Linked DNA regions of Mus musculus: regions 1, 3 and 4 are each linked to region 2. A link is a loop called in an ENCODE intact Hi-C map of the cell type or tissue named here. Cell type or tissue: heart. All regions are shown on one strand. Region 1 overlaps Gm31482 (a long non-coding RNA gene). Region 2 overlaps Rapgef5 (Rap guanine nucleotide exchange factor (GEF) 5). Region 3 overlaps Rapgef5 (Rap guanine nucleotide exchange factor (GEF) 5). Region 4 has its middle 7.4 kb from the start of Gm31482.

Region 1 (8,000 bases), 160 kb after region 2:
TGGCCCTTTGTAATGTGGTGTTTTGGGCAGATGGTAGCACCCCCAGTGTCCAGTCTTTCATTTCCCATCATGCTTTGTTAGATGCAGGAACTGTCTCAGTATCTCCATATAGGATCTTGCCTTTCTCCACATAGGCTGACTCTACTCACACAAAAGTTTGAGAATGACTAACAGTGTTTTAAGAAGCTACCTCACTGGGTGGGCAGGGTAAGGGTAGAAGCATCTTAATTCTGCTCCTGCCCCTACCCTACTCCCACAAACACTATCATAGCTTTGCTTGTGGGTGAAAATACAACCTACTTCTGCTTTTAAAAATATGTGGTAAGAGACACGTACCACTAAATGTACCATTTTAACTTCTGGATATACAGTCCAGTGGGATTTACCACATTTACATTGTAAAGCCGCCATCGTCATCCATCTTCAGAGATGTTTCATATTCTCAAACTCTATACCTACTAAAAATGAATTCCCCAGTAATCTAATCTATAATCAATTTCAGTCTCTCTGTTGACTACGGTAGGTAATTCATATAGTTGGAGCTGTGTGCTATTTGTTCCTTTCTGCTTACCTTGTTTCTCTTAAAAATATCTCCAATATTCATACATGTTATAGCATGTTCCCGAATTCCATTCTTTTAAAAGCCTGTATCATGTTCCATTATATGTGTAGGCTGTTGCATATTTTGTCTAGCCATTCCTCTGTCATTGGACTTGTAGATTTTCTACTTTTAGCCGCTGTGGATACCGTTGCTATAAAAATGGTGTGTTATTGTCGTCTCTTAGATGGGGTGTGATGCACCTGGCTTGGTACAGTGCTTGCCTGGGGTATCATGCCCCGGGCTTGGTCCTCCAGCACTATAAACTGAACGTGTTGATGCAGGCCTGTAATCCCAGGTGAAGGTGAAGTTGGAGGCAAGAAGACCAGAAGTTCAAACTCATCTTCCACTACAGAGTGAATTGAGACTAGCTTGGGCTATAAGGAGACCCTGTTTCTACACAAACAAATCTCCAACATTCTAATCTTACTATTATTAGCTATTTCTATCCCAATATCCAGGAACACACTGGGCGGTGGTAAATAATAAATACTTTACACTTGACCTGATTTTTATTTTACCTACTGACTTAGAATAGATGTATGAATTGCTTTACTGCTCCAAATGTCAGTGAGAGAACCACCCTCAACAGGATAGACAATTCTTTTGTCTTTCAAGTGGCTACAGTCCTAGATCATCATCTTTCACGATCAGTGCACTGAGTCCTTCTTCTATATATTTGTTTTTTTCATGCTAGGCATTGAACCTGGGCTCCGACACATGCTAAGCAAGTACTTGACTTCGGGCTTACATCCCCATCCCTACTCTTGTGTATATTTGAAATTTACAAAATAAAATGTTTATTCAAATAATTAAAAACTCAGGCCTGGACACTAATCATGTGACTGAAGGGACCACCCACAAACGTATGCACCCATCTGGGTTTTTTGTTTTTTTTTTTTTTTGTTTTGTTTTTTTTTTTGTTGTTGTTTTTTTTGCATCAAGTTGCTAATTGGGGGTCAACTGCTAACTGTTATGGATTTCATTTTTTTTAGTTATATAATTGTATTCATGATAACCAATGTTTAAGGCCATCTTTTATGCCTATGATATATAAACACATTATCTGACAGATCATTTTTAGAGTCATTTTAGCTTAAGCTTATTTATGAGCATACAAGATAACATTTAAATAGCATTTAAATACCTCCTGTAATGGCATTGCACATTCCCTCAGTGTTACTGAAACCGGTTGCAATTTCTCCTTCCAGATACATAAAGTACTAGAAAAGTAGCCAAAAAAGAGACATGGACTCAACATGGTGCCAAAAATAATAATAGCGCTTGAAATGTTAAACAGTTTCTCAGAGCCCTCCTTGTTCCCCTCCTCCTGCTTCTCCTTGGAGACAAGACTCCCGGCTGGCTTCCTGGTCACATGGTGGGCCATCCTCCTGAGTCAGTAGTGGCAGCTGTTTGAGACGGATATGTGGGGTTCATTGGAACAGGGATGGATGGTGGAATGGAAAGAATGGAGTCTCACCTCAGATCCAAAGCAGGAGAAAGAGAAGTGCTGAGTTAAGGCTGTGAGAGAAAGCTCATTTCTCTTCATGTCTCTGCACAGCTGAGTAAGATGTTCTTGACTGAATGTCTAGTTGGCCTATTTTCTTCATTTTCTTGGTGGCAGATGACAGTCGTCCTGGGGTCTGACACTGTGACTCTCTAAACACAAGGCATGTCCTGTTATGCAGAGTTAAAAGTCAGGAAGGAGGTGTGAACAAGTCGATCACTTCTTCATTAGCACTTTGGGAAGTTCATCAAGACACTTGGTTCCAAGCCAGCTCCCTAAGACAGCTCATAAGGTTAGGGAAAGCTGGCACAGGGACGCCAGTACAACCCTGGAGGAAAAGCCTCCCTAGTCCAGCCAGTGCAACCTCAAACAGCACTGCCCACTTTATCAGTGCTTTCTTTCTTCTCAGAAATATTCTTGATGTTAAGTCCATGTGAGGTCTGTGCTATGCCCAATCAACACTAACACTTATTTTTTGAAATACTAATTTAGAGGAAAGATATAAGATAATGTGCATGTAGCTTGCATCAAATATTCTGCTAAAAAAATAAGCATTATTTCTTATTTATGGTTTTATTCTAGCCAGGAGCACGGCAAACTTCATTGTAAAGAACATATTCATCTATTCAGAAAATGGTGATTTAGTATGTCTTAGTTTCTTTTTCTGTTGCTGTGATAAAACACCCCAGCAAAAGGAATTCAAGAGAAAGGGTTTTTTTTATTTCAACCATCCAGTTTACATTTACAGTGCATCACTGGAAAATCAAGGGAAATCAAAACAGTGGGAGCTTGTGGCAGCTGATCACATCCTAAGTCAGGAAGTGAAGGTGGACAAATGCCTGTGCTCAGGCTAGCCTTCCTCACTGTGTACAGTCCAGGATCCAAACCCAGAGAACAGTGCCACTCACTCAATTCACATAAACAACAATCAACATAGGATCCCTCACAGGTGAGCCTGGAGGCACGAGGGTGATGTTAGATCCCATGAGATTAACAATCCACAGTAGCTATCACAGGCACTGATTTTGGCCAATAGGGATGCAGCCAGCTACAAACAAGACCAGCTTCTGTTCTCAACAAGTGCTAGAGGATAGAAGATATACAACAGTTTGTCAGACTGAGAAATTCCACCTAATTACTAAAGTAAAGCCAGTTTATGGGGACTGGTAGTGATGCTGGGGGGAGGGGGACCTGAGTAACCACAGAGAGCTTCCAGGATAGGCAGGAGACAAGATGGGGGTCTATGGAGAGGCAGGGTGGGAGGTTGGGGGTGGGGCAGGATGGGGCAGGGGTGGGATAACTCCAGACAGAGGGAGCAGGAGTGGAGGAACTCCTGGAAGTACAACACTGGGCTGCACAGCCACACGCACCATGGCCTTCCTTAACATTTCCATTTTCAGGCCATCCAGTACTCCACCGACAATGGGCACAGGGCACAGGGCAAGCAGGGTCTTGATGAGAGAACAAATCCACTGGTGTAAAAGTGTTGAAATGCTAGGTTAGCCAGCCCTGTATCATCACTATTAGATGCCACAGATTTTACCAAAGGAGCCACCTTAGCTTTGGGAAGGAGGTCTTGAACTCCGTGCATTCAAACGCAGGTCTCTAAAGCCCTGCTTATGAGCTGTGATGGCATCTGTCCCACCAGTGACCTGGTTTGTTTCCTTGAAGAGTTCCTTTAGATGTCTATGACGTTGTTCTTCTAGGAAACAGGAAGAGAGTTTGAGACCAGCATACAACTGAACCCAGAACTTTAATGTGCTTCCTGTGCCCAAGGGATGTTTCTACTGTCAGCCTCAGGAGCTATTATTCTGGATTTCCGTTCTGGTCCCAAGAGAGTGTGCTGCCCCACCCTTATCCCCAGCCCTGCCTACACATTGGAGTGATAAGAGTTTAAATTACCTAGACAGTGCCATCTAGTTCTCAACCTAGGACTCTGAGTTCTAGGTTTACGAAGACATAAAACTTCAAGCCCTTAATCTAAATTGAATCACAGCTCTGTGATAGCTAGGACAGGTGTGACTTCCCTGCAATACTCAGCCTGTACTGCCTTCTGGGTGGACACCTCTTGCAAATCAAGGTCATTGCCTCACCTCAGCCACCTGCTGCTCACACCTCTCCATCCTAGGGTAGGACTGTGAAACTCCTTATCAGTCCAAAATCCTTATAAATGGTGCTCAGATGAGAGAGCTTCACTCAGGCATATCCCCTCCAACCGAGACAGAATGGAGAGAGCAGTGACCAAGAAAGTGTCTTCATTCATGCTGATTGGTTAGTGACTGCAATCATTGGGCAAGGTATTTTGGTAAATCATGCAAAATTCCTTAAGTGTATGTAAGTTCAATTTTTACTTCCACTATCATGATAGGCTTGACCTGGAATGGTTGGCAGGGAGGTTATAAACTTAAACTCCTGTGAATGGGAAGTTCTTCAGCCTGGTTTTCACAAACTTTTCTCATATTACAGGCAGGGAACAGAAGATGAGTTGAAGAATCTATTCAGTTCTGTTGACTCAGGTTGACACACTCTGCTGCCAACCCCAGACCCTGTGATTACTCTTATTGGGTTGTTAGTACCACACAATCTATATTTCCCATCAAACATGCTCTCCCGAGAGTCCTCTGGGGACAGATTGAGTCCAGCCAGCATGTCAATAAATAGCATAACGGAATTAACTGACATTTCATTTATCCTTCAATGTTTTTATTTTTTTTCCTCCCAGACATTAGTTCAAAGGATCATAATGTCATAGAGCATCCATCAAAGGGGATAAAAAAAAAAATGAGACAGAACTTATTCTATCTCACACTTTTCAGGCTTATGCAGGGATCCCTGGAGTAAAGCTGGCCATCTCAGAAGTGCTTCTCAGTCTGTCAGTCTACATCTGCAGGCTCAATCTTCTTCTTTTTTTTTTTTAAAAAATGCTTGCTATTAGGAAATATTCTCTAGTGAGCTTATGTGCGCATACCTTGCAAACAAGGAACACGGCTGAGCAGACCTCACCAAAACACTGATTCTTTCCTACAGAGATAGTGGGAAACAAAAATCACAGCAACAACAAGGAAAATAATAAAAAGTATTTAGAGATGATTTCCACCAATTGGGGGCTCCCTGTCTTGTTCACAGGAGCCACAACATTTACATCGGCGTGATCATGATATACAGAGAGACAGTCATGTTAATAGAGAGCCATGCTTGGGTTAGTTTGATATTATGGACATTCCAGAAACAGCAGGGACTTGAAACTTCCTATCATACCATAGGTGGGAGCCTCCCTCCGTGCTTTCATGCAAGAGATTCACAAAATTAATTCTAAATAAACCAAAGCAAATCACAGGCCAGTGTCCAGCACATCAACCATAATGCTGAACACCCCTGTTGTGGACAGCAAAGAGCTGAATGTCAGAAGAAACAGCCGCTATTTCTTTATTTCCCTCTTCATTTCAGCCTGTTCCTTATTCTTTGAAAGGTAACAATGGCTTTTATAATTGCCATGCCCAGCTGAACTGTGGCTCTGGCAAGAATGAAACTGGCTATGTCTACTTGTTCTTTCTCACAACCTTGTCCTGATGACAGAGGGAGAGGCAACATCCTGGCATGGTAGCAAATTTGAACAAAAGAGAGCAGACACACCATCTGGATCAAGCAGGCACTGTGTTAGCTACATCTCTTGTTGGTGCAACGCAACACCAGAGAGATGCAACTTAGTGGAAGAAGTTCACTGTGGCTCATATTTTCACTGGGTATAGCTCATTGCCATGGAAGCTGTTGGTAGGAATGCTAAGAGACAGCACTTTCCACATTGCCTCATCAGAAAGCTGGAGCTACATTAGGACTGGACTTTGGGGAAATCTCCAAAGGCCTTCACTTAGTGGACTCTATCTTCCAGCTAGAACCCCATTAGGAAGGTCCCATAGCCTTCAGACACAGTCTTGCCAACTGAGGGCCAAGCACACAAAACACGGGCTTGTAGAGAGCCATTCCAGATGCAAACCCTTGTCCTTCTGCAGTCTTCTCCATTGATCAAAGGATTTCAATTACTTTTGGGAGAGACTTCAGAGACATGGACCCCCAAAGCCATTCATTCTCCAAATGACCAACGGACATCCACAGCCACAGCAGAAAGAACCAAATGAAGGAGTTCCTGCTACCAGGAGAATGTTTTCCCAGTGTCAGGACTCAGGTTACATCTCTTGCCTTTACAGTCCCTGGCTCTCTGTGAAAATATTTTCTGAGGAGAAACAGCTGCAGGGGATGCTGCTCAATACTTTGGCCTTGCTGTCCTGGTTAAAACAATAGACAAAGGGTGAACTCACACCAGATCCCTCCTTCGTGACCCTCCTCCCTTTGACCATCCAGAATAAATCTTGATTGGCCTAAAGAGCTTCTCCTCCTGAAGCCACAGAGGGATTCTGGGGAGTTCCACCACCTTTTTGTGCACTTCCTAGAAGCTCCAGACAAGAGAGGAAATAGGGATGGAAACACCTGGAGCCAAGCTGCCAGAAGTGAGCAGCTGAGGAGAAATCCTGTTTAGATGTTTCCTTGTGGCCAGGCTGTAGGCTGCTGGCTCAGGCACCTGTCAGAAAGATTCAATTCTTGGCCCAGTGAGATGTAACAGAAACCCAGTCAAGTTTGTTCAAGGAATCCACGAAGGGGAGGCCTTTGAAGATATTCACCCAAGGCCTCTCTTGGCCCTTATGCCCTGTTTTTACTTTCCCCTTTGCTTATCTTGGGTAGCCTAGAAAAGAGCTGAGAGAGGTAAATACTGTTTTAGACAGTGGAGATCTGGAACCTTATCAGCAAGGAGGGCTATGATTAAATCAAGGCTGACTCAGAGATGCCAGATGTGGATAACAAGAAGAGTATGGATATCTGCAAGCACTTGGGTAACTCATTAGGGAGGAATTTTAAGAGCTAGCGAGGGAGAAGCTGTGGTGCAAACTGGTGCCAGGGAAGAGTCACTCTCCACCCTCTTACTCCATGCCACCTCCATCACCACCACCTTTTCATGCGCACGCACAGAGATGTGTTTAGAGAAATGCAATTGGAGAAAGCCCAGTCCTAGGTGATTACAAGATGCTCTGTAAGCTAGGTGCAGTGCTCGGAAAGGTGGGACATCCCACTGCTAAGCTCCATTTTCATGAGGACTGGAGGGCCACTCAGAAATATCAGGCACCATGATCAGTGACAGAAATGAGAAGGAAGAGCCCTCTGCTCCCAGCCTGGAAAGAGAATTTGAGGCGACTTAGCAACAGATCCCTCGATCAGCTTCCAACAAGGACTCAGTGTCCTTCCACCAAATTGGAAGAAGGAAGTGCAGCCTGAACTTCAGAATGGAGAGCCTTGCTTGGAGCTATCTCACGCCTGTGCAGTGAGAGCTCAGATCTGCCCCTAGGGACCATGGGGACCCAGAAATATAATTCCAGTTATTTTATCAGTCAGTTATAAAATAGTACTCAAGATATATCGTGGACAAAATATTGGAGCCAGCATGCAAGACTGTACCTTGTGCACTTGCATTCTTGGAGAAGAGATTGTCGATAAATACCAGTCACGAGACTAAGCGGGTTAGAATCACACATGCATAGAAATGAGAGAACCAACCAGACTGACATTAACGGTAAGATGCCCAGCACAGGCTCCTGGGAATGGTGGCTGTAGAGCAAAGACATGGTGGGAGTGAGGCCTAGTCAGTGAGCAGATGTTAAGGGTCCTCCTCAGGGCTGGAAGGATGACTCAGCTGTTAAGAGCAATGACTGCTCTTCCAGAGGTAGTGAGTTCATTTCCCAGCAACTACATGGTGGCTCACAACCATCTGTAATGATATCCGATGCTCTCTTCTGGTGTGTCTGAAGACAACTACAGTATGTGTGTGTGTGTGTGTGTGTGTGTGTG
Region 2 (8,000 bases):
TTTCTTCCTGCAACTCCCTGGCATAATCACATAGTGAGACATTTTTATGATTTCATGAATTTATAATCATAGCATTTGTCAGTTCAAGAAAATACTAAAAACGTCCACTCAGCAAAGTTTAGAGCTAAGATGAAAAGGTGGACCATCCAGAGACTGCCCTACCCCTGGTGTCCATCCCATAATCAGCCACCAAACACAGACACTATTGCATACACCAGCAAGATTTTGCTGAAAGGACCCTGATATAGCTGTCTCCTCTGAGGCTTTGCCAGTGCCTGGCAAATACAGAAGTGGATGCTCACAGTCATCTATAGGATGGAACACAGGTCCCCCAATGTAGGAGCTAGAGAAAGTACCCAAGAGCTGAAGGGGTCTGCAACCCTATAGGTGGAACAACAATATGAACTAATTAGTACCCCCCAGAACTCGTGACTCTAGCTGCATATGTAGCAGAAGATGGCCTAATTGGTCATCATTGGGAAGAGAGGACCCTTGGTTTAGCAAACTTTATATGCCCCAGTACAGGAGAAAGCCAGGGCCAAGAAGTGGGAGTGAGTGGGTAGGGGAGCAGGGAGGGTGGGGGTGGGGGGGCAGGGTATAGGGGACTTTTGGGATAGCATTTGAAATGTAAATGAAGAAAACATCCAATAAAAAAAAAAGAAAACAACAACAACAAAGTCCACTCAGAAGGCTCTAATCCCCTTCAATTTGTAATAGGCCACTAAGAGTAACAAGGGCTTTGCTTTGCTAACTATGCCATGCATAGCAGTTATCCTTCAAAGTTACTTTCCTATTTGGACACATGCTCATGAGAGGGATGTTCTGGAACTGGAGAACAGGGCAGAGTGAAAACAATAATCCAATAGACAGTTGGGATTCTAACTTAAATGTTGCCATTATTTACTTTGCTAGCTTCAGCCAGGAAAGGTAGATGAGATTTTAAAATGACAAAGGAAAGGAACCCCGTGCACAGCGGCAGGGCTGGGTCATTACTGTGGAATAAGGAGAGCAAGCAGCAGACTTGGGCTGACATTGCTGAACTGCAGTTTCCTCTGGGGCTGTGTGCTTTAACTGAGCTTCCCTGAGCAGGAGCAGAGGCCTGGGGTTGCAAACTAAAACTCATGAGCACTCAACTTAGCAAAAGTATTGTTTCAACAGATTCTCAAGATACGAGAGGTTAAAATACGGGCAGAAGGCTTGGGGTTTTAGATAATGATTGTAAAAATATCCAGGCGCCTAATATGCAGACATTCCTTTATGAAAAGGTGCATCAGTTTCAGCTCGGTTACTGACTGGCTCAAGTGGGGTCATCCTGCAGATGGAGAGTTAAGCTGGACGGGAAAGTCTGTGTAGGGAAAGGCGTAATTCCAATGTTTGTTTAAACATTTTCCCTCTTAGATGCAAACATCAATCACACGGCATTCATGCAAGAACTAAAACTTCAAAAGGTTTAAAGGCAGCAGCAGCAACAACAACAACAACAAAATAATCATAAGCCAAACTGCAAATCTTCACACTTGAAATTTCTTGATCCTTTAAAAACCTTACCAGTGACTAGCATTAGCTTCAGATTTCTACATTTTGGGGGAAATCTCAATCTCACTAGCTGTAACTATAGTGTTCTGTATATTAATAATTACAAAACAAAGGCAACACAGGTGTCCTGTGAACAGCACACAGAGTTCTGCATAGTTCCTGCAGAATGAGACTCTACCATTTTTCTTTGAACAACTCTGCCCGATTTTGAGTTGTCACCAGTTCAATGCATCTGATTTGCAATCATCCATAAGATACAGCATTCATTTAAAGGACTACTAGGAAGGCAGAACACCAGCAATTGCACTATGATATGTTTTCACACTGTCAACAGACTCATGATGCATTTTGAAATAAAAAGGCACAAGAAAGCTGCTAGTCTCCTAATTAAAATGAATCTAAAGGAATAGAAGCTTAAGAAGTTAATTGAAGCTACATATTAAAATATATAAATATCCCAAGGGTATGACTAGGTAAGGATTAGGCTGCGACACAGGCAAACTATGAAAAGCAAAGGATGCTTTTAACACCTTAAAAAAGTACTTGGACTTCTTGGTAATACCCAGCAAATGGCAGATGCTGAATCTTCCAACTATAAAGCCAACAGGTAGCCCTACAACATTTCAATCTCAAGGCTCTGAAATTATCTTTATCATTCCTTCTACTTGAGATACCAGTCCTTACAGTGCTAAGCTGCCAAACTATTAAAAATATTCCATGTTAACAAGCTGAACAACTAGCCATGGAGGTCCCAAGCCATTGCTTGCTCAGGAAAACCCTGTCACACTTGTATCGACGGACCTGTGGCTGAAAAAGCAAATAGCAGTTTCTTCTCCCCTGGCAGAGTTTGAAAATGTGGGGGAAAAAAAGTTATAGCCAGAGAACCAGAGAAAGACAGAGAACTGATCTCCTTTGTGAGCAGTCCTGGACGGCAAGAGTGAAGTCTTACAAATAACAATCAGAGGATCACAATATGTGGCAAGAGAAAGCAGCTACATTGTCTTCCTAGCCTGAGGGCAGCATTCTCAGCTCTAAGGCTCCAGCTGAATAACGGCTTTGAGGGGACTAAGCAGCTCGTTCCCCACCCCCCCACCCCCCAACCCGGGTTTCACTGTATCCACACAATATCACTCTTGTTGGAACATAGCATTCAGAAGCCACTGGGAAGTCTCCATCCGACCCACCCTCAGTGAGAGCGGCTATAATCTGTTTTTCTGTCCTTATCTATTTCTAGAGACCCAGGGTAACATTCTTTTGGAGATGAGACCCATGACCAAGATGAACACAAAAATACATCAGCACATTCGTTTAAAAAAATTATATTCTCTGTACTATGTAATGGAACAAGGTTTCCAGTGTAAGACCAGGAAGCTCACTATTATGATAGATATGCATGCATTCGTAGTTAAGTTTTTATATAACTTACTTCTGAGAGGAGCTTTCCTACAAACCTAGTCCCCAAATCACTAGATTAAGAGTTCAGAGCATCTACTGTCTTTATAGTAAGAAGGATGCTTTACAAAGGCCAAATCCTAAACAACCACAATAAAATATTTGTGCCTTCATATATACAGCCAAGCAGAATCATTTTCCAGCCATTAGACCCACATCCCCAGGAGGAAAGGGCTTACCTGTTCCAACTTCTCCGATTCTTTTTTTTCTGTCTGTAAAAACTGACAGTTTTCTCTTGCCAGCTTGTGGACCAGCTCAATACGTCCGATATCATCTCTCTCTTGAAGCTTGCACATCACCCCAGCCTTCAGAGTTGGAGAAAATGCGAAGAGATACTTAAATCCACAGTCCCAGGACATGACACCACCACAAAGTTCACCTTATAATAAGCACATTTTAACTGTGACCTGAATTAAATCATGGCCTTCGTAAAAGATTTTTGCCTCTCCAAAGTTAAATCTGTGTTATTTTAATGCAGAGCGATACCATGCTAGAGACTTCAGATTGAGAGCATGTATCAGTCTACTTTAAGAGCTGGAAGGGCAAACTAAATCATTTGCTACTACGTGTGCGCCTGATATGCTGGCATTTGTTTGTTCCTGACAGCCTGTTTCCTGTTACATAAGCAAAGGCTAGCAAAAGGTTAAAAATTCATGGGAAAGTTAGCCAGGAACCATTCTGGCAAAAAGGGTGAAGTGATACTGAGTCCTAAAAATAACAGTCTACAACTTCCCAATTCTTTAGCCGGAGTGGATCATTCCATGGACAAATACAGTTAGCAAGAAAGTTATGGGATAAACTTTTTTCACAACTGGAAAATTACTATGAGGACATAAGTAAAAGCATTCGTGAGCCTTTAGAAACAATTCACTAAGCATCACACATTTCTTTATATATTGAGTTCTTAAGCAGGAATAATATAGGAAGATGGTGACTCGTTTAGAACAGGAAAAAAAAGAGGCTATTCTAACACAGAGACTATAAACTATTTCTACTCAAGTCCTTTCTCAAATGGTTCACACAGACAAACTGAGGCATGATCTAATAAAGAAACCTGAAGCTAACTTGGCAAAATTAGTCAAAACCATTGAATCTTTATTTACCCAATATAACCTACAGGATTTGAATATACTCAGCAATGTGACCAAATATGGGAAGGGGATTTGTGAGAGCTCCCAAGTTTCATGGTCTTAGCAGTTTGTATGAAAGTCACCCCCACATTGCTGAGTGGGTATCACAGAAATACAACCAGACATGCAAAACAACAACTACAACTTTATTTCCAAAGGCTCAGAAGAAAGAAAATTCTCCAAGTAGCCATCACAGACCCCTAGGGGGTAGCGTGCAGAATTCTCCCACTAAAGTGTATGGCTTGTGCTTATAACATTCCTCATGAGTGGCGTTTTAGTTTCTTTCCTAAGTTGCCTTGCACAAGGACCTCATCTTATCTTAAGACATCCTGTACACTGGTGGAAAGCCAGAACTGCTGGAAAGTCCCGTACAACCCCAGAAGTTATTTAATGTCAATCCATGACCATAGTTTTCCCTTTTAAAGCAACTGGAACAAGGGCTATCCCTTATCCAACAACACAATCTTTCTAGTATTAAACATACATACTTATTGCAACATCACTTAATATTTTCGAGATACATATCTCTGGGTGTCTATTTTATTTTATACATTGTTCAATAGACTTTGAAAACCACCCACTTAAATCCTAGAGCTATAGGATTAAACTCCTCGAAGTCCCTCACATACCTCCAGTTTGCACTCAACAGAGGTTATAACACAAACACACACACACACACACACACACACACACACACACACACACAAACACATACATGAGAGAGAGAGACAGAGACAGAAACAGAGAGACAGACACAGAGAAAGAGATAACAGAGGCAAGAAAGAGACAGACAGAGAGACAGGAGAAAGAGAAACAGACACACAGAGATACAGAGGAAGAAACAGAGAGACACACAGAGAGAGACACACACAGAGATACAGAGAAAGAGACACACACACAAAGAGACAGAGGAAGAGACAGAGACACAGAGAGATACAAAGAGACAAATAGAGAGACACACACGCACAGAGAGAGAGAGAGAGAGAGAGAGAGAGAGAGAGAGAGAGAGGTGGTATATGACAGGAAAGAAAAATAAAGTGTAAGGGGGGGGACAGAGCAATAATTAGAGGTCACCTCTGAACCTGGAGATTTTCTAATAAGATGGCATTTGAATAGAAACCTAAAAGAAGCAAAGAAAAGATGGTGTCAACCCCCAAAGGAAGAGTATGTTACCCAGAGAACAAAGATCCCCAGGGTTGGTGTACTTGGCATGCTGAAGGACCAAGAAGGGAATATCATCATGGTATGACAGACCAGTCAGGGGATAACTGGTGAGACCGTCAGAGAGGTGCAGGGTCAAATCAAAAAGCTTTCTTACAGGCTATGTAAAGAGTTCATAGTCCTAAATGGGGTGTCTGTAACAAGTCTATTTCCTCAGGGTTCAGGGAACTCTGTGGATGAGGACGCAGAAAGATTGTAAGAATGCAATGATAAGAAGCAAAGTCTTCTAAACACACATCTACCAACTCAGATTGTGGCAGCATGCACAGGGCCAGCAAGGGTCTGCACAGATGGGGCTCCACCACTGAGAGAAGTGGAAACAGGCCCCCATCCCTAACTCAAAAGCCATCTGCAGTTGATAATCACTTGCAAATGAAAAACTGGTTCTCTTCAATGGAGTCTCGCTGGGTAGACTAACCTCTCTTTACAGGCAGGCCTCAAGCCCAGCAGTAGATGGCCAACACAAACTGGACTCAATGGATCTTTGAGGATTCTCTGTCCTATAATGTTTTGTTATGACAGTATTTTTTAAAACTTTCAGGTCCTTTGCATGTGTATGTGTATGTGTGTAGGCTCCAGTTTTCTTTTCTTTTCTTTTCTTTTCTTTTCTTTTCTTTTCTTTTCTTTCTTTCTTTCTTTTTTTTTTTTTTTTGAGAATCCGGCATGTACATATGTGTGTCTCTGCATCTACACGTGCTTTTTCTTTGGATTTTTCTTGTGTTTGTTTTGTCTTACTCTGGTTGCTTGGTTTTGTTTTATATTATTATTATTAATTATTATTATTATTATTATTATTATTATTATTATTATTTAGATGCCTGGGTTTTTGTTGTTGTTGTTGTTGTTGTTGTTGTTTTTGTTTTCTAAACAGGGTTTCTCTGTGTAGTCGTGACTGTCCTGGAAGTTGCTCTGTACCAGCTGTCCTCAGACTCATGAGATCACCTGCTTCCACCTCCCAGTGCTGGGATTGAAAGCATACACCACTACCACCCACCTGGTTGCCTGTTTGGTTTTTAACAAGAGACAGAAAGAGTGTGAATTCAGATGGGAGGGGCTGAGGGGAGGATCTTGGAGGAGTTAGGGGGTGGTGCTGTGATCAGAATATATCATATGAAAAAAAATCATTTTCAAGAAAAGAGAAATGAAAAAATAAAAATAAAATAAAATATAACCCTGTATGACTATAGATGGCACTAATTTTATATATATATATATATATATATATATCCAAAGTAAGGATAATATATTTTGAAAGTCTCTATCATAAATAAATAAATTTTAAATAAATATATGTTCATCCTGATTTCAACTTATAGAATGTATAAACACATTGAAATATCACATGGTATGTATCTAATTTAGATAGATAGATAGATGATAGATAAAATTAACTATAAAGATCCATATAGCAATGACCTGATGAACTGGATTTTCTGTTCTTTGGAGGAATCGAGTTGGGCATTGGCCATTTAGCATCTTATATTAACAGGGCAACATTGCTTTTAATTAAAAAAAAAACCCACAAATACACAGAAGTCACAGAATATACATTTTAGTTTAATAGCGAGAGTTATAATAATTAGTCTTCATAAAAATGAACTATGCTACTTCTTAAAATTATGTTTCTTAGTTAAGATATGAGCTAATAGGCAGTCAAGAAAACTGGCCCTGCCCCTCATCAGCTGCAGCACTCAGGAGACTGAGCCCTGCACCTAATCTGTGCAACACAGTGGAGTTAACTCTAATGGCAAAGGCACAGGTGAGCCAAACTCCAGCAAGGGAAAGCTAGAGAGCTGGCTGGGCCCCTTGTGGGCTGCAGCAATTGGGAGAGTGGGACCCATGCCGTGACTGAGCAGCGGGTGAGAGTGAGCCAACCCTGAGGGAATGAGAGCTGGAGAGCAGGAATGCAGACCGTGCCTCCTGCTGATGGCAGGCAGCATTGGGCGGTCTAGGCAGAGCAGTGTCAGAGAACTCGCCCTGGTGGTGCAGATAAAACAGAGCCAGCAGGCTGACCATCTCAGCTATCAACCAGGCCCAGATCCAGGGCTCTGAATTGGCCTACCCCCAAATCTATATTATTGGTGAACAGCTGGGATATGTGTAATGGCCAGTTCTGCTGATCCAAACCTGCAGGATCTCCATGACACCAGGCAACAACAGAATAGCCAGGAGGAGTCCCGGTCAGGGTCCAGTATTGATGATGTCACAAAAGTCGGAGACCGAGAACCAGACCAATGACTCAATGCAATGAACATTTGCAAGTGAAGGTGTGTGGACAGAGAGATATATTGTGGGACATACTATGACATACTACAGCTTCCACGATGAGTGTGTGTGTGTGTGTGTGTGTGTGTGTGTGTGTGTGTGTGTGTGTGTGTGTGTTTTATCTTAGGGGGAAGTTTACAAGAGTGAAGGGTGGCCATGAGGGGAGATGAGTGGAACTAAGGTGCATGATGTGACACTCACAAAGAATCAATAAAAGTTGTTAAGAGAGAGAGAGAGAGAGAGAGAGAGAGAGAGAGAGAGAGATGAGCCGATGATATTTTATCAGGTATGTTTTAAAAATACTTACATTAAGTATTAACTAATCTGCAAAACAATGAGTGATATTAAAATACATGACAGCGCTTTGCCTACAGACAAAAGTTTGGATTCTTGTTC
Region 3 (8,000 bases), 110 kb before region 2:
ACTTGCCTTGATCATGGTGTCTGTTCACAGCAGTAAAACCCTAACTAAGACAGTGGGCTTTGAGGCCTCCTCCTATGCTTAGGCTCTGCCTTGTGTGGAAGAGAACCTCCTCCTCACAGCCTGTGGAAGATAGACTCCTGTTTGTAGAACTCTTAGCTCATTCTCCAGCACCATGTCTGTCTGGATGCTGCCATGACTCCTACCATGATAATAATGGACTAAACCTCTGAAAGTATAAGCCAGCCCCAATTAAGTGTTTGCCTTTCTAAGAGTTGACTTGGTCATGGTATCTCTTCACAACAATAAAACCTAACTAAGACATCTAGTATCTCCAAAATAGAAGGACTGTTCAAAGTGGCCAGGCATGGCCAGGCAGAGAAGGGACAGCTCCACACCCACTTTCTGCTGCTCTCAATTGCCTGCTCATCCCCATCTATCTCTTGACTTCAAGACCCTATTTGTGCTCTGTCTTGGGTCCTTAGTGGTCTTTGTGCACAATAGAAAATGGAGTTTTTTCTAGCCCTGGAGGCTGGGTAGCATTTGGACAGTGGCCTTGTTGAAAAGTGTGGCCACAGCTGGGCATGGTAGCCCATGGCTTTAATTCCAGGACTAGGGAGGCAGAGACATGTAGATCTTGGAGTTTAAGGCCAGCTTAGTCTATAAAGTGAGTTCCAGGACAGTTAAGGCTACACAGAGAAACCCTGTCTCTGAAAGAAGAGATGGGGAGGAGAGGGAGGTAGGGGAGGAGAGGAGAATGGAGGGAAGGGGAGAGGAAGGGAGGGGAGGGGAGGGGAGAGGAGAAGAGAGAAGAAAGAAGAGATGAGAGTGGTCACAAACTCCACCCACATCACAGAACAACCAATCTGGAAGAGCAAACTTTGGTCTTGCACAGCAGCCTGAATGATGGAAGTTGAGGGTTTCTCTCTTCTAGACCTGCTGTCAAGTCAAGGGGAGGAGGAAGGTAAGAAAGCCTTCCCCAATGTAATTTTTGTGCTTCTGGTCCTTGCTGCTCTGGCAGGGCAGAGCAGGGGATGAATTCTTCGCATCCTAGCCCATGAGACTGCACAGCTGAGCCTCATCTGATCTCTTCTGAGAACTCTGTTCCCAAGCCTTAAGGAAGGATGGGCTAATGGTGCCCTAGCTTCAGGTGTAGCTGTGGAAACCCTACTCCATTCACCATTATAATTTGTGTTCAGGAGTGTGCTGGGATGGGCCCTAGTTCCAGGGATAGAGAGACACCAGGATGCTGGGAAGAGTCTGAGAGGGCTCCCATGGCACCCTAACAGGTCCACCAGCTTTTGACCCCAGTTAGGCAGGTCATCATTATGCTCCCATATATGGTCATCACTCATAGAAAACCGTGTCTTTTACCCAAATCTGTGACAGTTACCATGGCTCTTCCAATAATCACACGAGCTCCTATCATTTTTTTTTTAATTGGGTGCATGGAGACAGGTTGATGTCCGGAGGAGGCTGCCTATTTCAGATGTCCTCACTTGGCTGGGGATGAGCTGCTTGGTTGTAAGGAGGGTCTCTCCTGAGGGGGAGAGATGCCAAGGGTCCACGATGAGCATCCAGGGACTGGATGGCAATAAAGAAGAGTCATTTCAATGAAGAGGCGCAGAATGCAGACAGGGGAAGTCCACCCCTGTGACATTCAGTGCTCCACAGAGATAGGACATTGTGTAGCTCATGGGTGGAGCCCTGAGTTTAGCCTGTAAGTCAATGCTGCCCAGCCAGGATGACCATATGTGTCTCCATAGGGTGTAGCTAGGGTCAGGAAGCAACCAGAAGTGAGGTTTTGGCAGGCTGCAGGGCAGATGCAGCTCTAGGGAGCCAGGCAGGCATCTTCATTCCCCCAGAGGGTGAGTGGTGGGCTAGGAGAATGCTGAAGCCTGAGGTGACCCATCCTCCTTGCTGACAGCTCCAAGGAGACCCTTTCCAGTTAGGCCTCTTACACTTAGACACCTGTGTTTAAGAAAGAAAAAGTGTGTTGCACTGAAAAAAAAAAGAAAGAAAGAAAGAGAAAGAAAAGGCAAGAAAGAAGAGAAAAGAAAAAGGAACGAAAAAAAAGAAAAAGAAAGGCAGAGTAACCTCCAGGGCCACATCCCAGTACAGCTGCAGAGCTGACACAGGCTTTGTAGATAGAACAGCGCCCCCTTGTGTCATTTGATTTAACCAGGCCCTCTGTGAACACAATTTCTCACGTAAATTATGCGCAGGACCAGTATACGTCCACCAGATGTCGCAAATGTCTTAGTTATTATTGGGGCAAAGAGCATGTTATCAGCAATTGAGTATCCGGTGCCTCAGTAAATAAATACATTGTGGACAAGAACTTTCTCAAACTGGATCTTCAACCCCAGACTTTGAAGGTGGTGGAAGGGGGACCAAGGACTTAACCTTATCTTCAGGTTAAAAATGAGTTTGAGCTTAGGCTACATTGCACATGCCCGTAATCTCAGTGCTTGGAAGGCAGAGCTGAAAGGATCTAAAGTTTGAGCTACCCTGGTCTACATAGTGAGTATCAGGACTTCCAGGAATACACAGAGAAATTATGTCTTGAAAACAAACCAACCAACCAACCCAAAACATCATCATCAACATCAAAACTTCTAACATTCAAGAAGCAAAAAAAGGACCTGATCAACAAGAGGAAAGCCATGCCTACTGATGGAAACCCAGCCAACTTCCCAGGGCTAGTGACAACATGGGTCTTGAACCTACAATCACCACTTTACTAAATATTCTCTAAATACATTGTAACTGTTTTTCCTTATCGACGCAGAGGAATATAGTTCTCACCTCTCATCAAGGAAACTTCTCTTTGCAACAGATGAAGACCGTTACAGAAAACCACAACCAATCAAAATACAGAGTGTGGAGCCCAGTCTCAATGGATATCTATATCTATAAAACAACTCTCACACCTAAGGCTCAGGAATCATTGCAGAAGAGGGAACAGAAAGATTATAAGGGACAGAGGATCAGGGAGTTTTCTGCGAGATTGTGTTTCCTAGGAATGTCAGAAGCTAGACCACAGAGTCTCACCATCTTGATCACCTGAACATGAGCTGAACACAAACAATAACATGTATGTAATGTGGTGAATGAGGAGACCCAAGGGGCTCAGCCCTATACAAGGTCTGCAGACAACTAAGGAATGCTGAGAGCAGGAGAAACATATTCTCCAAGAGAAAGCACACCAACGAGTTATTCAACACCAAAAGGTTAGCCCTGAGAATACACACACACACACACACACACACACACACACACACACACACACACACACACATTCACATGCACACCCAGGGATAGGGTCCTGGACTTGGCCCCAACAGTGTACATTCAATGGTGGTAGGACTTGCCCGAGAACCACACCCCTTGCAAGGACACTGAGCATGTCCTGCTGTGTGCTCATTGTGTGAATTTATGTCCTATATCTTTTTCTATCTGCATTTCCTCACCTCTGTTCTCCCTGCTGCTCTGCTAAGCAGGACCTTCTATTCCCTGTAAACATGCTTTAATGATGGCATGGCATCTTTACAAGCAACTGCCTCTAATAAGAACTCAGCACTGGGGATACTCATTTTCTTTGGGTCCCAGTCTCCCCGAGGAAAGTTTATACTGTTAGACTTAGTCTTGTTTTGTGGACTGCTCCTCTCTCTGCTATACCATGCCCTCCCTGTGTTAAGGGAGCAGGCCCTGGTGTGTTGGTGTGCTGGTTCCTAGGGCTTTTATGTGTATTTTATTGCAGACTACGCCCCTCACAAGAGCGCTGAATCAGCACTGGGCACAGGGCAGGAAGGGGCAAGGCCTTCCTTTCCAGCCTCCTCCCTTTTCCCTTCCTGCTCCTTCAGAGGCCAGGCACAGGCCAACTGAACACAAAGGAGTACAATCAGTTATTTCTTACAGCAGTCAAGCCACAAAAACAACCCCCCCCCCCAAACCAACCTACAGAGGCAAGCCTAGGTCTACACCAGCTTAAAACCATAAACAACAAGGGCTCTTAATGACTCCCAGTGCAGATCTCTTCTATGGCTTGTACTGTGTTCAAAACTAGTTGATCTCATGACTCATGATCCTTCACACACACAGACACACAGACACACACACACTACAGTTTAGTACCTTTGACTAGTATGTATATTCAAATATCTTTACTTATTCAACAAACATTTGGTGCCTGTTTTTTTGTTTTTTTGTTTGTTTTTCCCCATAGGCATACTGGCTAGTTTTATGTCAGTTTGGCATAATTTAGAGTCATTCTGGAAGAAGGAATCCCAATTGAGAAAATGCCTCCACCAAACTGACCTGTGGGCAAGCCCATGGTGCATTTTCTTCATTGATGTTTGATGCAGGAGGGTGGGGTGGTGGTGCACACATTACTGTGGGTGGTACCACTGGTGGGCCTGGGTACTATAAGAGAACAGGAGTAAACAATAAGAAACAAGCAGTAAGAGGCGTCTCTCCATGGACTGTGTATCAGTTCTTATCTCCAGGTTCATGCCTTGAGTTCTTGCCCTGACAACCAGGGATGCTACTGAACATAAATCCCTTCTTCCCCAAGCTGCTTTTGGTCATGGTATTTTGTCAGAGCAATAGAAACCCTAAGACAATTGGCATTTTAAATAGCAAGAATCACATTACTTTTACATGTAGAATATGTTTTAGAGGGCACCAAGATTTTTGGTCTGCTGGGGTGTCTATCTGTTTGACTTGGGAGAGGTGCTCAGGGGATAGAAAGGCTCTGCAGCTGAGGCTCAGTTTTGCCATCTACAAAGTGTCACTGAAGAGGCGGGTCTGGAGAGAAACGAGATGCGATTCCTGTTTTTGGAAAGGGCGATGTTGGGTGTATGAAGGTAGTGTGGACATTACTGTAGGGAATGGAGTTGAGAAGAGGAACCAGAGGGAGAGTTACTGAGACGACTTTTAAGTGAGGATTGAACTCAGGATGGCCAGTGGCGATAAAGAAGAGTCCGGTGGAAGTTGAGCAAACCCAGTGATCTAGCTGTAGAACAGACTTCAGGGCAGCGAGCACAGTATTGGGTCCCATTCTCTGAGATCATTGGGAACCATCATAAGCAGTCTGTCTACTTCCTTTCAAAAGTTACTTGGAAGAAGTGAGGGTCTTACAGATTTGGGCTTGCTAAGGATCCTGAAGTGAGGCACCCTGTTACTAACAGCAGCTTGAATTTCTCTTACCCAAACAGCAAACAAGGGATGTCAGAGGTCAAGTTCATTTCTGCAAACTGGGCTTGAAAGGATGGTGGCACACCTCACCACCCCTGGTTTAAGAGCTCTGAGGCATGTGGGAGTCACTGTTGCTGTAGGGCTTAGCAACGATGTTGCCATGGCAGCAGTCTTTCCTGCCAGTGACTGTGCTTGAGACTTCAGTTGTGCTGTCAGTGTGTGTTATGTGATCATGGTTCATGAGGACTCTGAAGAAGGTGAGGACTACTCCAGGGGTTTTCTCCAAAGGTTCTGGATAGAAATTAGACTCCAGCCATGCTGACACCTTAGACCCTGCAGGTGCACATGAGTAGAAGGATCTAGCAGCTCAGAACTTCTCATGGGCATGATGTCAGGCACGGTGGCCTCCAAAGTTGGGGTTGCCTCTCAGAATCTTTTAGCAGAAAGGCCAGCCTGGATTGCTGGACATTCCTATTACCTACTTCATGATGGAGACTCCCAAGATGCTGGGAAACTCCACAGCAGAACCTGGTTCTCTTCCCAGGGAAGAATTCCCAGGCCCAGCAACATCTGACATTTGGTGAGGCAATAGCAGGAGATAGTGAGTGATAAAGGTGTGGTTAGGCATCAGGGAGATTCCCTTCCCTGGAGAGTGGGGGGGGGGGGGGGCTTTGGAAGGCAGTGGAGGGCAGTGAGGGGCAGTGGGGGCATTTTAACCCTGTTATGCAAGCACAATGAGAGAGAAGCTAAAAAGCTAGCCCAGATGGATAAGAGCAATGGGCTCAGGAAGTGGCCTCAGAGCTTGCTCTGGGACTGCTGTGGAGAATGCAGTGACCCTGTGCTCACAAATCTCACCTTAGGAAATCCTAACTGACTCATGGAGGGCTCAGGACCAAGAAGAGGGGTGGGTAATTAGGAGCTGAAGTAGCCCCTGTTCCTCCTAAGCCATTAGAGAGACCAAACCAAGCAGTAAGCTCCAAGTCCTGTTGACACAGGGCTTGAAGCATGTTCCTCAGAGGCCTCATATTAGAGTCCTTGACCCTGACTGTGCACTGTCTGTCATATCAAGTGCATCTTCCTTGTGCACTGGAAAGACAGCTGCTTGCTCTGTTTGGGTAAGAGAAATTCCAGCTGACTCCAGTAACAGGGGTGTCTTACTTCAGGAACCTTAGCAAATCTGAAACTTTATAAGTCTCAATTGTTTCAAGTGACTTTTGAAGGGGAGTAGAGACTGTTTATTGTGATTCCTAAAGACCTCAAAAAAAAAAATGAGACCAAATAAATGAGACTGATGCCCTATAGTCCATCCTGAAGTAGGTTGCTGGGACCAGGACCACAAAATTCATTTTGAAGTTTGTTGTATTGAAAGAGCCCAGGGTTCTGACTCAGAAGCCCGGTTCTTCTTTCAAACTGAAACCAGAGGAAAGCAGAGGTGCCGCCCTCTCTTCTATTTCCTCGCAAATCTGAAGCTCAGGGCTGCCCACTCACTCCTGTTTCCCACATAGCTCCCGGTTCTGGAAGAACCTTGTGTGGAAAGCCTCCAAGGATGAGTTGACAATGAGACCATGGCTAAGACAGGAAGTAGTGTAGAGAGCACCTCTCTGCTCCCAGCTCCCATCGCAGAACACTGTCCCTTGTACATTCCTCCCCCCCCCCCACTCCCACTCCAAGATGCAAGCTTGGTGACATTTTCATCTGCAGCAACACAGTGGCACAGGTCCCCTGCAGAGCTTACAACATGCTGCATGGGTCAGTCCTTTTACTTACGCAACAAGATACCTGGCCATTACAGAGTTTAACACATAATAATACTCCTATGGGGGGGGGGGTGCCACATGCCACGGGCAAGTGTGAAATTGACAAGAGGGACACTGAGTCAAGGTGGGAGAGGTGCGGACAAAGCACTGGCAGTCTATCAGTGCTGGCTCAGGAAGCCACCCTACCTTCCCTGAACACCATAAGAGCTTATTGAAGCTCCACCCACTCAGCGCCTCCATCCTTGCATAGGAATCTCTAGGCCTAGCACTGTTCCTCATTCCCACTTCCAGTCAAGACTGGGGTGATGGCTGTAGTTGTGGGATTCTCCAAGGCTGGGGTTGAGCTCTGGTGTGATTTCCAACAGGTGGTCTGCAGGGTTTAGGGCAGCAGGGTAGACGACTGGGTCCCTGTAGCTCTTCATCTATATGTAGCTTTTTCAGTGAGAAAACGTGAGCTCCAGACAGAGTACCTGATGGCACTGGAACATCGGCCATAGGCCCATGGATGCCACTGTGGCACAGGACAGAAGAGTCTAGGCAGGAGCGGTATCTTTAACATAGTCTTATATTTGGAAAAGCAGATTTAAAAAACACTTGAAAATACAAGATAAGGTAATGGTTACTTATGTAAGTTTTAACCTTATATTGCTTGGCCATTTTTACATATAAATTATTGCTTCCTACTTTGATAAATACACAGCAGAGTCATGTACACAGAGGCAGAAAGCATGAACTATGAGAAATCAAACACTGTCAACGGCAGTCTGGTAACTCAACAAATGTTTCATATTTACCAGCGCTTATAATGGTGGAAAACTACGAGGTGTAGTCCCTGAGAAGTTAGGTAGACGCCCGGACTGTGGGTTTTCTATCTTCTAATTGTTATCCCAAGCTGACAGCATCACGGCGGTCCTAAGCAATGAGACATCCAAAGGCAAGAGTTCTTGCTTCTGGTCAGTGATTTCATCCTGGTATTTAATAACAGTGTAATACAAATACAATAAATAGGCTATGCAAATAAATATTACTCTGCTAAAAATGCTCAGT
Region 4 (8,000 bases), 200 kb after region 2:
CAAGTCCCTAGGCTTCTCCTCAGGCACCATGGGTAAAGTTGAAGATGCCGAACCTCAGTGTCACCTCCACATGTACCCTCAGGGAACACAGAGCAGCTGCACTGCGTCTCCAAGAATGTGATTGTCCCACCCACAGCTGTCTGTATACCCTGCCCTGATTCTTCCTTGGGTATCAGGTAGACGCTGACTCAGTCTTTCTCATCTTCTGTTGACTGGCGTCTTCTCAGTCTCACCTGTCCCATTTAGGGCTCTAACACTGTGACTAAAAGCAACTTGTGGAGGAAAGGGTTTGTTTTACCTGATAGCTTGTATATGATAATCCAGGGAAGTCACAGCAGGAACTCAAGACTGGAATCTGAAGGTAGGAATTGACACAGGCAATAGAGGGCTGCTACTTACTGCATTGGTGCTCATGGCTTGCTCAGTTGGCTTTCTTATAGCACCCAGGACCACCAGCCCAGAGATGGCACCACCCACAGTGAGCTAAGCCTTCCTACATAAATCATCAATCAAGATTCCTCCCCCCTCCACCCCCTACCCCCTGCCAATCTGGATTGGGTATTTTCTCAATTGCTGTTCCCTTTCCCCGAATGACTCCAGCCTGTATTAAGTTGACACAAAACTAGCCAACATATTATTTACACCAAAAGAGGAACTCTTGGCTTTGTAATTACAACCTGTAATTCTTATCTGGGCATTTTGGATTCATGTTCATAGCACTCCTACCACTGACATTGCAACTATCTCATCAGACTTTAGCTTGCCCCATTCTGGGGACTCTGTCTTCTTGGATGCACGGATTGGAGAGTGGTATTTGGTTCAAGACACAAATAATAGAAAGATGGTTGTGATGTTTTGTATATGCTCAGCCCAGGGAGTGGCACTATTAGAGGGGGTGGCCCTGTTAGAGTAGGTGTGGCCTTGTTGGAGTAGGTGTGTCACTGTGGGTGTAGGCTATAAGACCCTCATCCTAGCTGCCTGGAAGTCAGTCTTCCACTATCCTGCACCATGCCTGCCTGGATGCTGCCATGTTCCTGCCTTGATGATAATGGACTGAACCTCTGAACCTGTAAGCCAGCTCTGATTAAATGTCCTCCAATTAAAGAGTTGCCTATGGGCTGGTGAAGTGGCTCAGCAGGTAAGAGCACTGACTACTCTTCTGAAAGTTCTGAGTTCAAATCCCAACAACCACATGGTGGCTCACAACCACCCACAATGAGATCTGACACCCTCTTCTGGTGCATCTGAAGTCAGTTACAATGTACTTATGTATAATGATAAAATAAGTCTTTAGGAAAAAAAAAGAGCTGCCTAGGTCATGGTATCTGCACACAGCAGGAAAACCCTAACTAATATAATGGCATTGGCACAATTCAAACAAACAAACAAACAAACAAACTACACTAATCATATGAGCTTCAGTAACATAATATGTAGACCAAAGGGGCATTTCTCCTCTTTTCCATTCCTCACCTTCCTTCTCCCCTTCTTTCCCTCTCTTTGCCCTTTAGTTGAGCCTTTTAATTGGGCATGTCAGGCATGCACCCTATCACTGAGCTGCAAGACAGACATATAGTTTCATTCTTTTCCTTTTCCTTTTCCTTTTCCTTTTCCTTTTCCTTTTCCGTTTCCTTTTTCTTTTTCTTCTTTTTCTTTTTCTTCTTTTTCTTTTCCCTTTTCTTCTTTCTTTCTTTCTTTCTTTCTTTCTTTCTTTCCTTCTCTCTTTCTTTCCTTCTTTCTCTCTCTCTTTCTTTCCTTCTCTCTTTCTCTCTCTCTCTCTCTCTCCCTCTCTCTCTCTCTCTCTCTCTCTCTCTCTCTCTCCCTCTCTCTCTCTCTCTCTCTCTCTCTCTCCTTTCTTTCTTGAGATAGAGTCTCTCTATGTAGACCTGGTGATCCTGGAGCTCACTACACTAGTCTTGAACTCACAGAGATCCACCTGCCTCTGCCTTGCAAGTGCGAGGATTAAAGGCATGTGCCACCACATCTAGCTTCCAGGCTCACCTTCTCTCTTCAGCTTCCCTCTGGGTTACCTGTTTTAGCTCCTGTTGTGTTTGAAAAAATTCTGGAAGCAGCCTTAGCACTGTGTGTTTCTTCATTCATTATCCATAGGAAGAAAACAATTTTTTTTTCTCATATGTTAGAGAACCGACTCTTTACCCATTGGCCTGAATTAGGTCATGTGATTTGAAAGAGGCCAGTGATGGAATGTAGTGAGTGGGCATAGTCAGAACTGCCTTCTGAATGGGATCTCCCCTTGGAGAACAAGCACGCTGGAAAAGGAGGCATGGTGCTCTTGTCTCACCTCTGCTATCCTCTGTGTCTAAGGCTGTCTCTTCAGACTGCATTACCTTTCAGCCCTTGCTCTCTGGCTTCTAGTTGATTGGATCATGGGAACACCAGCAGGTGGAGGTGCCTTGTTATATGGTTCTCACAGTGGTTGCATTACTCTACAACTCCTACTGTCTGACTTCATACCCTTCCAACTCTCTTGCCAGGCTCCATTTACCTCTTCCTTGTCTATCCTTACAGGTTCAGAAGCTATAATGCCTCCCTCATGCCAGCCCCTCTGTACACCGTGATTCCTGCTTGGCCTTCACCATTGTCTGAATCCTCACTCCACAAAGGTAGCATTTGGTGAAGGGGCCTTGGAAGATGGTCAGATCATGGAGGGCAGAGGCACCATGCATGAGATTAGTATGTTCATTTAAAAAATATAATCAAATAACAACAAACTAAGTGAACCCTGCGCCTTTTTTCATGCACAGTCAGAACGAGAAGTTAGCTATCTATGAATAATCAGACCATCACCAGACACTGAATCTGCTGGTGACCTGGTTTCAGATGTCCAGCCTCCAGAACAGTGAGGAAAAGGTTCCTGTTGACTGTGTAAGTGGTCGTGTGTATAACATTCGGTTACAGTAGCCTACATGGAGCAAGTGCCTCTCCCTGCCACTCCTCTGTAATAAACGCTTTGCTGTTTGTTACTTAGCTCTGTCCTGCATGTGCCCATGGACTCCTCCCTGGACCTTGACTTTACAACCTGTGTGAAAGTTGGGGACTGTTACCAAGAGGAATAAAGAGTAGACAGGAGGCATCAAAACTGGCGAGTGCCCATTATCACCCACTGTTATCTTTTTCCCTCTTCCCTGACTCACCCTTGGAAAAAGAAGACACATTTTCTAATAGTTTCCCATGCTAGCTTAGTATTCTACATAGGTTATATACACTAACAATGATTTTTAAAGCACGCACATTAGGAGTCTTATCTCTTACAGTAATTTCCTGAGAGAGCAAAGGTCTTCACCAGCTCATCTTCAGAGGATCAAATGCCAGCCGAGCCTTGCAGATCTGCTACCAGAAAACACTGAACACTGCCAATGATCCCTTGGAAAACAGAAGACACGAAGTAGGGAAAAGTAAACAGATGGAATCTCAGAACAGACAGGAGCTGGAATGAGTTGCCACGAAAATCTCCAGGTGAGACGAACAGACATGGCTTCCACGGGATCCCTCTTAGTATCAACAGAGAGAGGCAGAGTTGGTTTTGTTTTGTGCTCTCAAAAAAAAATACAAGGACAGGTGGAGCCAATTCAATTTTAAGGAAGAGAGATTTGTATGGGAAGCAGGGCATACATCACAAGAATTTGGGGCTACTGCACAAAATTCCTTCTGGGTAGAAAAGATTGCAGAGCATACAGAGAATTAGGGAGAATCTGCTAGAAGAAGTGAAGAGAAAGACTGAGGGCTGAGGAGAAATTCCATTCCAAAACATTACTCCCTCCTACCTCTTCAGGAAAGAGTTAGCCCTCAGGACTGGTTGAGCTGGTTGTCAACCAAGATTAATTGGAGAAGAGAAGCCATTGGGTTTTGTCATGATAAATGTGTTTGTCTACAGTGTGTGATAGAGAGGCAACCAGCAGGGATGGTCACCACCTTTGGCTAAATTCTTTCTCTTCTCACCAACTGTGCCACGGAACCTTACAGGGTGGGCATTGGAGCACACATCCATCTACATGCCCTGTCCTGGCAGCTGGGGAAGGATGTGTGGATCCACACAGCAGCTCACAGCTGGCATTTGTCTCACAGCAGCTGTTCAAACCACGGAAGAAGAAGCAGGAGGGTCGTCCTCCACCAGAACAAAAGGCCAAGGAGGCAGATATTTTTATCAAAGGGATTCGGCTTCCTGAATGATCTCATTCCAAAGATCTGCAGAATTCAGATAACCACTCCAGAGGTCTGGCAGACAGCCTGCCACGAAGAGGAAAGGAGGGAAGGGACGACGGGAAGCTGCCTTTCCACAAGTCTGCATCTTCCTTAGGCCGAGGGACAGGACACCTGCAGCCAGAGGAAGTTTTGATGTCCCAGGCAGGTTCCTGCCAATTGCATACAAAAGTCAAGGGCCGGTCTCATCCCCTCCAAAGCCAGGTCCACCTATCCCACATGGACCCCATGAGGGCTTTCCCTCTGTGTCCTCACCAAAGCTCTCCACATTCCCAGTCAGAGGGATGTATAGGCCATCCATAAGCTTTTGCTTCCTCCCTGTTTTGAGGAAGTGTAGTATCCAGGATAGTAAGGATGAGCAACAAGTATTGGTAGATCTCAGAATATGATTATAATATAAATGGGGGAGCAATAAAGAAATTAAAGGAGGCGTCTATGGATTTTTGCAGTTTGAGGCCCTCTCTAAATTAGACAAAGTTCCAAGCCTCAGAATTCCCTCTCCTGGAAGAGCCTACAGGCACGTTAGACATCACAGAAACTAAGGAAAAATGCTCCTTTGGTTAAGTGTTGTGAGGAAAGTTTGACCTTGCAAATCTTGCTAATACTACAGTGAATAATAAGTCAGTTGAGAGAAAAAGACATCTCTCAAAAATTTCATTATAGATTTTGGTAATTGATTTAATATCTGCTGTCCAACAGGATTTTGAGCAATAATGGAAAATTCAGTCTGGGGGCCTGGTTCTGTGGGTGAGGAATTCACTTTTAAATATTTCTACTTTCAGTTCACCAGAGACTGACAGTTTCAGGCTTCTCATGTAGATGTGGCCGGATCTCCCAACACTGGGAATTTAATCAACTAAGGTTAAGACTGTAATATACCCGTGGGAATGGCCAATCAGTCTTAAAGAAAGAACTCCTACCTGCCCACTGGACCCATTCAGCCCTGAATGTCTGTAAGAAAATGAGGCTCTTACATGCAGCAGGAGGAGAGACAGGAAGTGCAGCTATATTGTAAGAAGAAGCAGCTATAAACCAGGAGCAGCAAGCCATTGAAAAACAGTGAGTGAGGGGATAGAGAGGGGGGAGAGAGTGAGTGCGGGGAATAGAGGGGGGAGAGTTAGTGAGGGGATGGGGGCCCACTAGCTAAGGAAGCAGCTGAATATCAAAAGGGAACATTAAAGCAGTTTCAAAGTTAATTCCTAATTTTAAACATTTGAGAAAAGAGAAAATCTATTAAGTCCAATCCAAAATCTATCACCTTTCCACCCATAAATCTTTCCCAAACTGTTTCACAAATGCTCAGCACCGAGCAGCAGTTCTAAACCTGTGGATCACAGCCCCTTTGGCAAAGCTCTATTTCCAAAAAATATCCCCATTAAGATTCGCAACAGTAGCAGAATTACAGTTATGAAGTAGCAATGAAGTTAATCTTATGGTTGGGGGTCACCACAACATGAGGGACTGTATTAAAGGGTCACAGCATTAGGAAGGTTGGGAACCACCGAATTAGACGACATCAAGCAATTCGGAACGATATTGTTCTGTGATGAAGCTTAAGGCTTTACTTTATGGCCCAGAGGCACCATGCAAGACAATGAAAACCTTGTGGGAGACAACAAGCAGTCAAACAGTCAAATTACATGCCCTAGCCACACAGAAAAGCTATGCGGGGCAAAGGGCAGGGAAATGAGGCTATGTAGGCTGCACTCACCAGGGAGGCTTCAGTGGGGAACCAGGTATTCTGTAATCCTCAGGGCAGATTAGCCTGGCCTCTAGCCATGTCTAGCAGCATCCTTCATCCACTGTTTCAAAGAGGATTAAATCACCTGTACAAAAGACTTATGTGTCTGCTGTGAGCATTATTTTTTCATTGTTTATTGGTTATTTTATTTATTTACGTTTCAAATATTGTCCCCCTTCCCAGTTTCCCCTCCACACACCCTCTATCCCCTCCCCTCTCCCCCTGCTTCTATGAGAGTGCTCCCCCACCCATCCATCCAGTCCTGCCTCACACAGGACCAAGGGGTTCCCCTCCTGATAAGGCCATCCTCTGCTACATATCCAGCTGGAGCCATGTGTACCCTTTGATTGGTGGTTTAGTCCCTGGGAGCTCTGGGGGGAAGGGAGGGTTCTGGTTGGTTGATATTGTTGTTCTTCCTATGGGATTGCAAACCCCTTCAGCTCCTTCAGTCTTTGCCCTGAGTTCTCCATTGGGATCCCTTAATACTTTCATATTTTTTTAAAAAGTGACTTTATTGGGGTGTAATGGTATACAAAATGTGATGCGTGTTTAGTACATGCAGCTTGGTGAGTTTAGAGGTGACTATGCATCTGTGGGGGCTTCGCCGGAATCTATGCCACAGATACACTCATTACCCCCAGAAGGCTTCTCCCCCTCATTTTCTGCATGTGAAAAACAGCTAGAGTGAGCTGCTTTTTAGAATCTTGTAAGTCATGCAGTAGATGTCTGGGGCTTGTTCAAGGGCTGGCATGAGGAAAGACTGTTAATATCTTTAGCCAATACCTCCTCATTCCCTCTCTCCCAGCCTCTGGCAACTGGCACTGAATTCTCTGTTCCCGGGTGTGACTGTTTTAGATTCTTCAAATCTGTGAGAACATACGGTATTTGTCTTTCTGTGACTGGCTTATCTCACTCAGCATAACGTCCTCTAGGTTCACCCGTGTTGTCGTGGACTGCAGGACTGCCTTCTTTTGTAGGGAGCTATAGAAGTGTACTCTATGTACATAGTGTGTTCTCCATGCCTATGTATGCGTTGATGGGCATTCTGCATCCTGGCTATCATACAACATACTGTAACATGGAAGCACAGACATCTCTTGGACATACTGAGTTCTAGTGTATTATATATACACTTAGAAGTGGACTTGCTAGATTGATCATATGATAGTTCTATTTATAATTTGGAGAAAAATACGTACTCTTTTCCATAATTGCTGTACTAATCCACGTACCTGCCACCAACATAGTTCAAAGGCTGCTCTTTTCTACACCCCTAACTTACGCTTCTCTGATAATATTTATTGTGATTATTTGGAGGCCTTAGCTCTGTCTGCTGCATTTCCCTATCTGGAGGCACTGAGCTCCTTCTCATAAACCTATTAGTTACTGTCGGTCTTTTTTTTGGGAAAAAAATACCTATTTTGTTCCTTTGACTATCTAAAAATGAGATCATGTATTTTCTTGATATTAATTGTAGGTATAATTTTCACTACAGGTTTTGGATACCAAGCCCTTATCAGACACATGGTTTGCAAATATTTCACACCATCATGTAAGTGGCTTTTCATTTTGTTCATTACTTACTTTGCTGGATAGCACTTTTGATTTCATCTAGCAATCTTTAGCCAATTGTGCACTTCTGTGTGTGTGTGTATTTGTATGCATACATGAATCTGTGTGTAGGTGTGTGTGCTGGGGCATGGGTATGTGTATGTAAGTAGAGGTCAGAAGTCAAAACTGGGTGTCCCCCCTTATTCACTCTCCACAGTTTTTTTTTATTTTGTTTTTGTATTTGTATTTGTTTTGTTTTTTTGAGGCTGAGTCTCTCACTGAACTGGAGGTTACCATTTTGGCTAGACTTGCTAGGCAGCAAACCTCAGTGGCCCTGATCTTCCTATTTCTACCTCCTCACGTGCTGGTGTTACAAGTACATGCTGTCATACCGTAGGCTTTTATGTGCTGGGACTGAATTCAGTTCCTTATAACGGCATAGCAAGCACTTTACTGATGGAACCATCTTCCTTACTTATCTTTTAAG

The links. Peaks named below come from ENCODE experiments on the same cell type or tissue, not always from the same donor. Only the 100,000 strongest peaks of a DNase experiment are listed, where the experiment ranks them.
Region 1: it touches region 2 in a loop (2.2-fold over the local background); 2 of 42 quality-filtered maps call a loop at or near these places.
Region 3: it touches region 2 in a loop (4-fold over the local background); 6 of 42 quality-filtered maps call a loop at or near these places.
Region 4: a loop joins it to region 2, with 1.9 times the contacts of the local background. A loop is called at or near these places in 2 of 42 quality-filtered maps.

What each region holds. Positions count from the first base shown.
Region 1 is chr12:117,495,306-117,503,305 of GRCm38, reverse strand. Gm31482 (a long non-coding RNA gene) reads right to left here. Exons shown (of 3, transcript XR_382010.2): 2 at 2,079-2,275. Among named protein-coding and RNA genes, the nearest start is that of Gm31482, 33 kb to the right of the region's middle. In heart, a CTCF peak has its summit at 4,031; DNase peaks (open chromatin) are centred at 1,965, 3,935 and 6,605.
Region 2 is chr12:117,653,571-117,661,570 of GRCm38, reverse strand. Rapgef5 (Rap guanine nucleotide exchange factor (GEF) 5) reads right to left here. Exons shown (of 26, transcript NM_001373989.1): 9 at 3,168-3,293. Among named protein-coding and RNA genes, the nearest start is that of Rapgef5, 120 kb to the right of the region's middle. In heart, no CTCF peak of the experiment used is centred here; DNase peaks (open chromatin) are centred at 3,580 and 4,440; H3K4me3 peaks cover 2,933 bases; H3K27ac peaks cover 2,892 bases.
Region 3 is chr12:117,759,238-117,767,237 of GRCm38, reverse strand. Rapgef5 (Rap guanine nucleotide exchange factor (GEF) 5) reads right to left here. Exons shown (of 26, transcript NM_001373989.1): 26 at 7,501-8,000. Among named protein-coding and RNA genes, the nearest start is that of Cdca7l, 81 kb to the left of the region's middle. In heart, no CTCF peak of the experiment used is centred here; DNase peaks (open chromatin) are centred at 2,237, 3,837 and 5,287; H3K27ac peaks cover 731 bases.
Region 4 is chr12:117,454,725-117,462,724 of GRCm38, reverse strand. No RefSeq gene overlaps it. Among named protein-coding and RNA genes, the nearest start is that of Gm31482, 7.4 kb to the left of the region's middle. In heart, no CTCF peak of the experiment used is centred here; a DNase peak (open chromatin) is centred at 4,254; H3K27ac peaks cover 635 bases.